Linked DNA regions of Homo sapiens: region 2 is linked to region 1. The links are chromatin loops, found by intact Hi-C in ENCODE. Cell type or tissue: sigmoid colon. All regions are shown on one strand. Links, peaks and the distances in the headings refer to the core of each region. The heading gives the core; the rest is flanking DNA.

Evidence for each region. A loop is a pair of places that touch in the nucleus more often than their neighbours do. Peaks named below come from ENCODE experiments on the same cell type or tissue, not always from the same donor. Only the 100,000 strongest peaks of a DNase experiment are listed, where the experiment ranks them.
Region 2: it touches region 1 in a loop (8-fold over the local background); 2 of 110 quality-filtered maps call a loop at or near these places.

The regions. Positions count from the first base shown.
Region 1 is chr1:229,112,544-229,118,656 of GRCh38, reverse strand. All of the region lies in intron 2 of LINC02815 (long intergenic non-protein coding RNA 2815), which reads left to right. Among named protein-coding and RNA genes, the nearest start is that of LINC02815, 39 kb to the left of the region's middle. RefSeq lists enhancers at 1,750-2,249, 2,250-2,751. In sigmoid colon, for the core only: no CTCF peak of the experiment used is centred there; DNase peaks (open chromatin) are centred at 526, 786, 2,336, 4,066 and 2 weaker places.
Region 2 is chr1:228,800,040-228,806,152 of GRCh38, reverse strand. No RefSeq gene overlaps it. Among named protein-coding and RNA genes, the nearest start is that of RHOU, 68 kb to the right of the region's middle. In sigmoid colon, for the core only: no CTCF peak of the experiment used is centred there; a DNase peak (open chromatin) is centred at 3,512; H3K27ac peaks cover 1,295 bases.

The sequences.
Region 1 (6,113 bases), core at 302-5,301:
CACAATCAGATCATAAGACACCTTTCTGACAGTGTACTTCAAATTACTTCCTGAGTGTTCCTTTTGTCTCTGCGATTTTGTTAAGTTGTAAAATTCATATTAATTTAATTGAAATTTAATATTTAAAAATAAGTTTGGCTGGGCACAGTGGCTCACATCTGTAATCCCAGCACTTTGGCAGGTCAAGGCAGGCAGATCACCTGAGGTCAGGAGTTCAAGACCAGCCTGCCCAACATGGCGAAACCCTGTCTCTACTAAAAATATAAAAAATTAGCCGGGCATGGTGGCAGCTGCTGGTAATCCCAGCTACTCGGGAGGCTGAGGCACGAGAATCGCTTGAACCTGGGAGGTGGAGCTTGCAGTGAGCCAAGATCACACCACTGCACTCCAGCCTGGGTGATTAGAGCAAAAGTCTGTCTCAAAAAAAAAAAAGTTTTCTGCTTCTTGTGTGTGCATGGAAGCTGTTGTCCTGGCCCCAGGGCGGGGGCTGGCGCACCTGGCTCCTTTCCCAGGCTGGCCTCCTCTCTCAGTCACTGCTCCCTGGGTCTCCTTGACAAGTCACGTGGCTGACGCTCTTGGTCAGCTCCCCGGAGCCGTCCCCACCCATTTCCCCACTTGCTCATTTCTCACGACAGAGGCTGAGACAGCACCTCGCCTTGCCACTGAGGATGGCACATGAAATGCAAGGCCAGTGTGCCGGGCAGTGAGGAGGACATCGGGACCCCTCTCGGCCTCCTGTCCATTCCACCTTGGAGCCTGGGGAGGAAGGATGGGAAACTGCAGAGGTGCCCACGTCACAGTTACCCAGCCAGGCCTGGGATCTTGCCAGGGATTTTAATTAAGTAAACGATGAATGTTTTCATGGCTTAAACCATGTGGGCCAAAACCAGCCTGGTTTTGCGAATTGTGTTTTATTGGCACACAGCTAGCCTTGTGCTTACATTTCACCAGTGGTGTTTTTGAGCTTCAGGGACAGGCATGAGTTGTTGTGACAGAGGCTGTGTGGCCCACAAAGCCTCAAATATTTATGTTCTAGCCCTTTGCAGAAAAAGCTTGCCATCTCCTGATTTAAATCATCGGCTAGTTGGTTTTTTGGTGACTATCAGCCAAATGCATCCTAACTGGTCCCATAACAGAAAAAGCAACCCCCAAGAGCTCAGCCAAGGAGGTGAAAATACCATCTCCAAGAACATGTGGCGAGAGAGCTTGCGCGCTGGTTGGCTTCGAGGCTCCACCATATTGTTGAGCCCCATCTTCATCCTGCATCTTTGTCATAGGCCCACTGCATGGTCGTAGGGTAAATGCCACAGTGTCAGGACCCCTTATTCTACAAGAACGTTCAGTAGAAGAAGGCGATGATTTCCTGCCAAGCATTTTTTTTTCTTTTTAAATTTAGACCAAAGAGATCTTCCTCAGATGCCTCTTGGGAGACTTCTCCCTTTCCTGTCACAGCCAACAGAGCTGGGCCACATTTCTACCCTTAAACCAGCTGCGGGCACATACAGGTCACTGGCCAGAGGGGTGGCTTCACCATAATTGCCTTGGATGAATTCAGATCCACAATTATGCATTTTACTCTTTTCCTCATGGAGAACTCTTTTATATAGAACTTACAGCCCCAGCCAGTCTAGCAACAAGGAGCAGCCTATCCACATACCATATTCTAAGTATTGACCTGGCACTAGGCTCTGTGCTGGTGACCAAGGAGTTGGAGTCCAGCTGAGTGACAGGGATGCACCCCAGAAGCCGTGGTCCTGACCACCCAGATAAGGACTGGGGATGGTTGGGGATGGGGATACAGAATCCTGGGAGGCATTATGTCTACTGCCATCTTTTTTTTTTTTTTTTTTTTTTTTTTTATCACAAAAGCCACCAAGGTGAGGATGTGGAAGAAATATCTGGGGAAGTCGGGCAAGGAGAAGGCTTCCAGTAATACCTGCAACATCAAACCCCGCCCCTCCCACCAGGCCACTGTGTGTCCTGCCTCAGTAGGAACAATAGCTGACATCCACACGGCATTTGTCATGTGTCAATGCTTTCTCAGTTCTTTGCATGTATTAGCTCATTTAATCCCCCCAATGACCCCAGATGCCAGGCATTATTACCATTCTATTTCACAGAAGAGAAACTGAGGCACAGAGAGTTTAAGTACCTCACTGAAGGACCCCACTGTTCACACTTGGGTGCCACACGTTGGCCCGGGGTCTGGTTGCAGAGGCTGTGTGTGTTCCAGTGTGATACGCGGCCTCTGCTGAGGGATGATGGACTTGAGCGCGTGCCCACAGGAATGCGGCCTGAACGCACTGCTCAGTATCCAACAACGTTACTCGTCTCCATAACACATCATTACGGATCCTGGCCGCACACACTGAGTTAGACCAAGAGCTGGGTGCGAAGCCAAAAACGTCTTCAGTCTACAGACGTGCCTTTTGTGTCTTTAATAAATCTGAGAGAAGGTTGGAATAAGAATTCAGTTCAGCAAAAGTTTATACAACATTTTCTATGTGCCAGGGCCTTCTGTTATGAGCCGAGGTTTCAAAATAAATAAGACACCATTCTGGTCCTGAGTGACCCCTCGGAGTAGTGGGGGAGTCAGACAAGCAGCAGATAACAGCAGTGAAGCAGCGGGTGCTGTGACTCGGTGATGCACCCCAGGGGCTCCAGTAGATGGGGAGGCTTCCTAGAGAGACAACGTTGATTCTGTGCCTTAAACCATGAGTGGGAATCCCATCCCCGAGAAACCTGGAAACTCCTCCAGTTTCTTCTTGCCATGCTCTCAGTCATAGGGATACTATCACCGTCATTTCTGTGTATATGGCCATATGGCTTTGCTGAGCTTTCCCATATGCAGTTCTGATTAAAGGGCATGGATCCTGCGTGGAAAGCAGCATCCTGTTATAGTGATAGACAAGGGCTCCAAGTGACTGCCCAAAAGCATGTGGTTGGTGCTCCAGTCTAAATAGACTCAGAAATCCCTGCTTTTTTTGTTTTGAGATGGAGTCTAGCTCTGTTGCCCAGGCTAGGCTAGAGTGCAGTGGCGTGATCTTGGCTCACTGCAACCTCTGCCTCGCAGGTTCAATCGATTCTCCTGCCTCAGCCTCCCGAGTAGCTGGGATTACAGGCACCCGCCACCACACCCAGCTAATTTTTGTATTTTTAGTAGAGACGAGGTTTCACTGTGCCAGGCTGGTCTCGAATTCCTGGCCTCAGGAGATCGGCCTGCCTCAGCCTCCCAAAGTGCTGAGATTACAACCGTGAGCCACCGCGCCCAGCCTATCCCTGCCTTTCAAACAAATCCTGTTGCACCACCAATGTGATGCATCTTTGCACCCCACCCCTGAGTCCCCAGCAGGGCCCCATTTATCTGCAAAACATTGACTAAGCCCCTGCTGTAAGCATGGCACTGTGTTAGGGACTGGGGATACTGTGGTCTCCCAGACAGGAAAGATTCCTGTGTGCTTCCAGGGAGGGATCAGATTTCAGGGAGCGGGATGGGGTGGAGCGGGGAGGGGGGAGCTCGGTTTGGAGGGAGGCTGGGGCAGCTCCCACTTGAGGAGTTATGGTGATCCACAGTGCCACTGACATCTGTGCACATCCAATAAAGGTGTATCAGATGGATAAATGAGCCACAATACACAGTTGGCAAAGCACTGATGAGCTAAGCCAAGTAGAATAAATACAAGGTCATTTGTCACATTCCATAGATAAAGCAGCTGTGCATCATTTCTTGCATTGAATGAGAGGAGGAAGGCGGCTTACCTTCTCTGATCTGCTTTATGTTCCCTGAAGATGAGATGGAGAATGGGTCTTTTGGGGGGACACACTCATATTGCTATGGGTCAGGTATAGGACATACAGAGATAAATTATAAGTAATCTCTTCCCTTGAGGGGCTCAGGGTCTGGTGCTGGGCGGATGAGAAAGGAATACCCACTGACATCTTCAGTGAATGTGCATTGCCTGCCTGTGGCCCCTCGGGTGCCCTAGCAGCCCAGGTACAGAGTCCCCGTCCTTATGGAGCATGCTTTCCAGGCACTAAGTAGTGGTATGGACCTTGGCCAAGCTGCCCTCACCCCTCGCCTGGATTTACTGCCTCATCTGTCACCCGGCACCGTCTGCAATTGTTCATCATAGTGTCTGTGGTGTTTCCTGTTTCTTGTCTCAACTGTACCAGGATGTAACATCCTGAGAGCATGCATCCCATCTTTCCTGTTATCATTGCATCTGAAAGTGACTGAAATGTAGCAAGAGTGCAATAAATACTTTTTAATAAGCAAATAAGTAAGAGCAAATGTAAAATTACAGCTGGTGATGAACACAATGAAGGAAATAAGCAGGATCATTGGAAGGCAAAATGGGAGGGGAGCCAGTCGGGGAAGTCTACTTGAAGGAGGTGGCATCTGAGTCAGTCCCAGAAGGACAAAGAAGAGATAAATGGCTTGAAATCTGAGGGTGATGAGCACGAAAGTGATCCAGGCAGAAAAACAACTCGATCACCTTCCTAAAGGAAGTTTCTCACCGTCAGAGGAGTGTGAAGGAGGGAATCATTTACTCTGTAGAATAGAAAGAAGGGAGGTCCCTCTCAAAGATGGCACTGGAGCTGGTCCCTGAAGGAAACATAAGATATGGCTAGAGAGGAAGGAAAAGGCATTCCTGGTGGGAGGAATGGCAGAAGCAAAGGCCTGGAGTTCTGAGTAAGAATGCCGTGTTCTAACAGCACACAGCCTGCCTGCACGATGTGGAGGGGCTGTAGAGAGTGAGTAGGAGGGATTCTCCAAAAGGTTTAACTTCTAAGTTAGATTCCTCTGCACAGGTCTGGTGGGAAGAGTTGGTGGTGACAGGCCCTCATGAGCTTTCATCTTTCTGACTCTCTGTGCCCATCACTTCCATGGATGGTTGAGCTTTGGCTGTGTCCCTGAGCTTCTGCATCCTCATCTGTAAAGCGAGGGGGATGCCAGATGGTTTCTAAGCGTGCATCCAGACCTAACACCTGTGATTCTCTCATGACCTGAGTAATATGGTTGGAAAACCAGTTACCCTAGAAAAATCCCTTAGTCTCCATGAAGCTTGTGCCACTGGATGGTTCTTGAGGGGAACTCAATGTAGGCCCCCTGTCGCAGTGTGCTTGTGATGAAAGCTCTTCCTTCTTCCTGGCTGGTCCTGATGGTGGGTGTTCTGAGACATGGCAGACAGCAAGTGCTGGGCATTCTGAGACATGCTGGGGCCTGGGGCTCTTGCCAGGCCCAGGTTTAAGTGACACAATTTCTGATGGCTTCAGAGAGGATATTTGTTAGGCCCTGCCTGCCTAATGGAATACGTCACCATTCTGCAAACAGGATAGCTGGAGCTGAAATATCTTTGGTAAGCAGTGAAAGAGATTACCTGGGTCAAGTTAAGAATAGACTGGTGGAAGGCAAGGAAAGATTGCCCCTTTGAACAATATCACCTTTGTGGGCAGACTAGAGAGCTGGAGAAACTGTATGAATGTTACCCCATGTGACCATGCAGTAAGGCCTAAGAAGTTGTTAGGGTATGTGATTTTCCCAGGTAGAGGGCATGCAATGGTCAAATAGTTTTCCTTGGCTATTCAAAACCCCCAACCAATCAATAAATTTCTGTCTTTTTCCAGGAATGTTGCACATGGTTGTGCAGTGCACAACCTGTATAACCATCCATGGAAACCAGGCTATTCCACAATTAATTTATTCCACAGGGTTTATTTAATTGCTGTGTTGTGCTAGACATGTGCTAGGCCTTGGGGATAAATGGGTGAAATGCAATGGGTCCCAGCGCTCAGGGAAAGACAGAAAGATAGCACCTCCCTATGAGGGCAGTATTGTAGGTGCTTTGATTGAGGGCTCAGGGAGGATGCTGTGGGAGAGTAGAGGAAAAGCCTGTAGCCCAGAATTGGTGGGAATGGAGGAGGAAAAGAGGACAGCTGAGTCAGGAAAGTGTACTTTAAAGAGAGCGGTGCCCATCATTTGCTACTTTCTCTTGGCCCAGAGAACTTAAGTCTTTTTTTAACTGTGCTTTTGTCCTTCGAAACTCTACCACTAAATACTCATTCTTTTTTGTATTTTTTTTAGAGACAGGATCTCACTCTGTTGCCCAGGC
Region 2 (6,113 bases), core at 399-5,398, 310 kb after region 1:
GTTACAGTGAGCTGAGATTCCACCAGTGCACTCCATCCTGGGCAACAAGAGCAAAACTCCGTCTCAAAAAAAAAAAAAAAAAAAAAAAAAAAAGAACAAAAAACTTCTGTAATAAATATTTTTTTTCAAAAACACACACGTCAGGTTTCCTGATTTTTGTTTAGGCAACACTGCAAACTCCCCATAGATATTTGTTCCATGAATGAACGGATGCTCCCCTTTCTGGAAGTTCTTCTTGCCCTGCTGAGATTCCTTAGCCTCTAAGGCCTGGTGCAAACATCACCTCATCTGTGCAGCCCTATCCTAGGCTACTCTCTCCTCTTCACTGTCCCGTCACGTTATGATACCATTGCTATTGTATTTATCACATGGATTGTCATTATCAAGTCATCGGCTCGTCACTGATCATCACTGCATTGTCATCATTAAATTCATTAACTATTATCTGTCTGTCTCACCAAAACCTTCTGAATTCTGGGAGAATGAGCACCATTTCTCAGCCACTTTCTGCCGCATTTGCCTAGCACAGTGCCTGATATTACAGACAACTGTGAATAAATGCCTGACTTGAAACTGGCTTAAAAGCAAAACCTAGGGTTTAATTGGGACTTATAATCACTTGGTCCAGTCGGCAGACATGATATGTTTGTAGTAGCAGTGAAATTTAGAATTATAGTGCTGGACCTAGAAGCCTTGCTGATTTAGTTATAGACATTGAAATGATGCTAAAAGTCAATCATCCAAAGGAAAGGAAACAGCGAGTAAGAGAGTCAGTCAGCCAAGCAAATGTCAACTGAAAGAGGAGAGGGGGCTCTCTGAGTTCTGGGAATGGATAACGTCATGAAAAAGCACAAAGAGTAAAGACAGACAGAGCACAGGCTGAGTACATTATCTTTTTAATTGTTTCAGGGAACGCTTCATGCCAGAGTGTTCCAGTAAAATGCATAAACGCCTCTCGAGGGATATGGAGGCTTGACCTGGTCGTTTAGCATTTTAACAGCTCTCACTGTGCCTTCCAGGAAGCGGTGCCTCTGTCTCCGTCTGTGGGTTTGGGGCACTCAGATTTCATGACCATGAGCTCCTCAGAGCCTCCGTGCAGACACCAGCCTGCTGTGAGAGAGACTCAAACAGGTTCCTTCTCATATGACAGGTAGAGAAACTGAAACCCAGAAGTTCAGAGTTCCAGGAAATCTCCTGCAGCTGACCCCAAGTACCTGTGGTGAAGGCTCTTGGCTCACAGGGACAGGCAAAGGAAGACAAAGAAAGACTAGCCTGAGACCAGCATGCATGTTCGCAACTAAGCCCATCAGTCAGCTCCTTGCTCAGTGCTTTCTCCTTCCTACCAAAGAGCGGGAAAGCTCACCTCCACAGCAGGTCCAGCTCACCTCCACAGCAGGTCCAGCTCACCTGAGGTGGAGACAAGGGACCCAGGCAGGACTTGGGCACCCACAGTGGCTACTAGGGTGAAGAATGAGAGGGGTGAAGAAGAGGAAGAAAAGAGGGAGGAAGGGGGGTGTCTGCTAGCAATGTGACCTTGCATCTGGCCAGGTAGGACTGTGCTAGACCCTAAGGAGGAAGGAGAGAAGGCAGCCTGTGTAGCCCCAGCTGTGGGCAAAGCACAGGGTACCTCAACACCTTTCCACCCTCCACTGCTCTCCTTACCCCCAAATCTCAGTCGCCATGTTTCTAGACTCTGATTGAGGGTAGTTATCTTTACTTCAGCTTACTTTATGTTAAGATGAAATATTTGATATACACAATGGAATATTATTCAGCCATTAAAAAGAACAGAATCCTGTCATTTGCAGCAACATGAATGGAACTGAAGGTCATTATTTAAGTGAAATAAGCCAGGAACAGAAAGACAAATATCACATGTTTCTCTCTCTTATGTGAAATCTAAAAAAGTGAACTTCATGGAGATTAAGAGTAGAATGGTGGTTACCAGAAGCTGGGAAGGGAAGAAGGGAGGGGAGGATGAAGAGAACTTGGTTAACAGGTAAAAACACACAGTTAAATAGAGGGAATGAGTTCTAGTATTCAATAGTACAGTAGGGAAATTATAGTTTACCATGATTTATGGTATATTTCAAAATAGCTAAAAGAGAATTATAATGTTTCCAACACAAAGAAAAGATAAATGTTTGAAGTGATGGATATCTCAGTCACCCTGATTTCATCATTACACGTTGTATACATGTATCAAAATATCACATGCTTCCCCTCAAATATGTACAACTATGATAGGTTAATTTTTAAAAATATAAAAAATGTATATTAACTATTGGAGGAGGCCCTAAGGTCTGCCTCTCTCAGCTCATAAAAGGGAGTGAGCATCCTGGGGGCGGTGGCTGGGAACCGCATCAAGGAGGAGGCAGGAGAAAGCTGCTTTCTTCCAGGCATAAAGGACCTTGCGTTTTCCTGTGTCAAAACACTGCTCTGCTTTTGGAAAGGAACCAAGTTCTGAAGACCTCTGTACCTGAGGACAAGTTGTGAAAGAAAAGGCAAGCCATGGATGGTTAAGGTGCTGTGTGTTAAACTGCCATCTCCTAACACCAGGTCCAGCAGCCGCAGCCAGACCGCCAGGAGGAAGGGTGTCCTCTGTGAGGGCCTGGATGGTCCCCCATGCTGCCAGGACCACACTTTGGGTCGCTGTGCCCTGCTAAGTAGGTCTATGCAAAACTATCCCCAAAGTCCAAAGAAGCTGAAAAGTTGAAAACAGAGGCTGACAAATCTAGTTTCTCAGAAAGAAACACTTAATAGGGACTTTACGAACAGAGGCCACATCTCAGGCAGCCACAAGACAAGATGGTGGATCCCTGCTCAGTTACCCCTACGACCCAGGGCTATGTACCATATAGAATTTGTCTAAGGGCAGGATGTATGGGAAATGTGTGTTTACAATAACATCAAGGTTGTTTTGACATAAGGGCAGGAGTTAAGGTAAGTACATGAAAGTAAAAATCTCAGAGGCCTTCCCTGAACTGGGGTTAATCAGGAGTCAACATGGCGGATGAGCATCCAAGATGGAGCTGCTTTTGTCTCCATGAGGCTGTGCCTGGCACCTGCTGAGGCCTTAACACAGATTTGTGGAGAACAAGGCAGAACTAGAGAGTGAAAGGTGGTGCAAGATAAAAATACACATCGCTTCTCCTCCCCAGAAAGCAGTTGCTTCATCTCCTTAATTCCTCCCAAGAGAGCATAAATTAGCTTGTAGTTTTAATCGCCTTGTATTCACTGTAACTCAGCAATAGAAAGCTCTGTTTGGTGGGAGCAGGGAAGCAAGGTCTCCATCCTTATCGGAGAGTGGCCTAGTTTCAAAAACAGGGGATCCCACAAGATCTTGGCACACACGGACGTGCAAAAAACACAGTTCAAAGTGTTCTTTGCTGTGTGGATGCGAGGGTTAGAGACAAAGCGAGGCTGCTTTGGCTGCCGCAGTGATGATAACCCCATGTACCAAAGTCTCCAGCTCTGATAGAGGAAGAAAGCTTCAAAGCTGTTTCTTGACAAGATTCTCTTGGCAAGATTCTCTTGGCAAGAAACAGAGCTGTGTTTCTCAATCGACTTTAATTCCTCTGAGCAGGCGAAGCCTGACCCTTGGTTTGCTAGTTCCATGTCAGATAGGAAGTGCTTATTCCACTTCAAAGCCAGAGGCACAAAATCCTATCTGGGGGAATAAACTGGTCAAGTGGCTCACTGCTGTGCCCTGAGGGCAGCTGCCTTGGCCTCAGCCCAAGGCCCAAAGGCTGGTAGGGGGTTGTGAGAGTGTGTGATAGCTTTTTTCCCCTCCAAATATTAAGGTTCATCCTTCATCAGAAGACATAATGTTTATTCATATAACTAAACAAAATATCACATTTTGAGAATGATTCCCAAGTTGGTATAAGGAAACTAATGTTCTTTGTTCAATCAAATCTGAAGTTTTCCTTTATTGTACATGAAACAATGAGTTCGAGGCTCCATTAATGTCTAAGGGCCATTGGCTTACTCCATCCAGCCCAGTCCATTACACTGAGTTCTGGTTGAATGCTTTTCTCTGAATTTGACACAATCTCAAATGGAGCTCTAGGCGGCTATTTACGCACCAGGATGCAGTCCCCCACCAGACATTATTAACTGCCAGTGCCTGGATCTTCCCACTTCCCAGCCTCCAGAACAGTGAGCAATAAATGTTTCTTATTTAAGCCACCCATTTTATGTTAGTTTGTTATAGCAGCCTGAGCTGACTAAGACAAGACATAATAATAGTATCTACATATAGAGTTATGGAGACAGTTAAATAGATTAATATTGTACACATAACTCAAGTGACACTGAGTCTTCTCCTTTCAACTAGTCTGAGCAGGTTATCACAAAGAACACACACACACAAGATAAAGGAGAAAAGGAGGCTACTTCCTTAAAATCTTCTTTAACCTAAATTTCCTCTCTCTTCAACAACTGCCCCATCTCTTTCCACAGCCCTCTTTGCCAACCTCCCCTTTTGCCACCAGTGAAAAATAGACTAAAGAGGTACAGGAGTTGATGTGGGCTGACTGCAACCTGTTAATCCAGAAGAAGTGGTTTGTTGGGATGGACTGAGGTGTGGAAGGTATAGATAAAAAGAAGTGGACCAATTTTAAAGATATAAAGGATGTAAAACTGATTAAACTGGTGACTGGGAATGGGGTCAAATATACGGTCAATCTTCCTTATTTGTGGATTCCATATTTGCAAATTTACCTACTCACTACAATTTGTTTGTAACCCTAAAATTAATACTCATGGTGCTTTCATGGTCATTTGCAGAAATGCACAGAGCCCTGAAAAATTTGAGTTGCTCAATGCACACATTCCTAGCTGAGGTGGAACAAGGTGGCACCCTGCCTGCTTGTTTCAGCTGTCACACTGCATCAAGTATCCTTTTCAAGGTCTATTTAGTTACACAATACATCTTTTGCCTTTTTGTGCTTTTTATTGGTGATTTTGCTGTTTTAAATGGCCTCTCAGAACAGAGCTGAAATGCTGCCTTTTGTTCAGAGCTGCAGAAAGGCTATGATTTCTCTATGAAGAAAATACCAGTGTTAAGCTTTGTTCAGGTGTTGATTATAGTGCAGTGAGTTCAGTGTTAATGAATCAACAATGTGTATTGAATAAGGTATCTTTAGACAGAAACAAATACACAGCAAGGTTATGTATTGATCAGTTGATAAAATTGTGATTAGTTGCACACAGGAACTTAACCCTTTATTTCCTCTAGGAGCAATGGTTTGGTATTCACTAATTCAGTGTTCATGGTGACTTTATAGAACATAACTACTGTGAATAAGGTGAATCAACATAACTTCCAACCAGTGTTCTGGCTTGAACAACTGGGTGGATATGGGTGTCATTTGCTGAGCCAGGGCTCACTAGGGGAGGACAAAGTTATTATGCAGGAAGACATGATAAAATCCTGGAATTTTCCCTGGGACTCCTGGACTTTATTTCGGTATCATAAACACCTTTGTAGCTGGAAAAGTCCCATCTTCTTCTGTGATGTTACCTGGATGATGTAAATCAAGAGCTACATTCAAGATACAGTTGCCCCCCCACTCAACTAATTTATGGAGAATACATTCCAAGACCCCAAGTGAATGCCCAAAACCTCGGATAGTACCAAACCCTATATACTACATATATATGATAAAATTTAATTTATAAATTAGGCACTGTAAGAGATTGGCAACAAGAAGAAGAGGAACAATTATGACAATACACTGTAACAAAAGTTGTGTGAATGTGTTCTCTCTCTCTCTTTCGAAATATCTCATTATATTTTGCTCGTCTATTTTTGGACCAAGGTTGACCATGGGTTACAGAAACCATGTATATTAGTCCATTCTCACACTGCTATAAAGAAATACCAGAGACAGGGTAGTTTATAAAGAAAAGAGGTTTAATTGGCTCACAGTTCCACAGGCTGTACAGGAAGCATGACTGGGGAGGCCTCCAAAAACTTACAATCACTGCAGAAGGCAAAGGGGAAGCCAGCACGTCTTACATGGCTGAAGTGGGAGGAAGAGAGAAAGAGGGGAAGTACAACACACACACTTTTAAACAACCAGATCTCGTGAGAACTCCCTCACTAT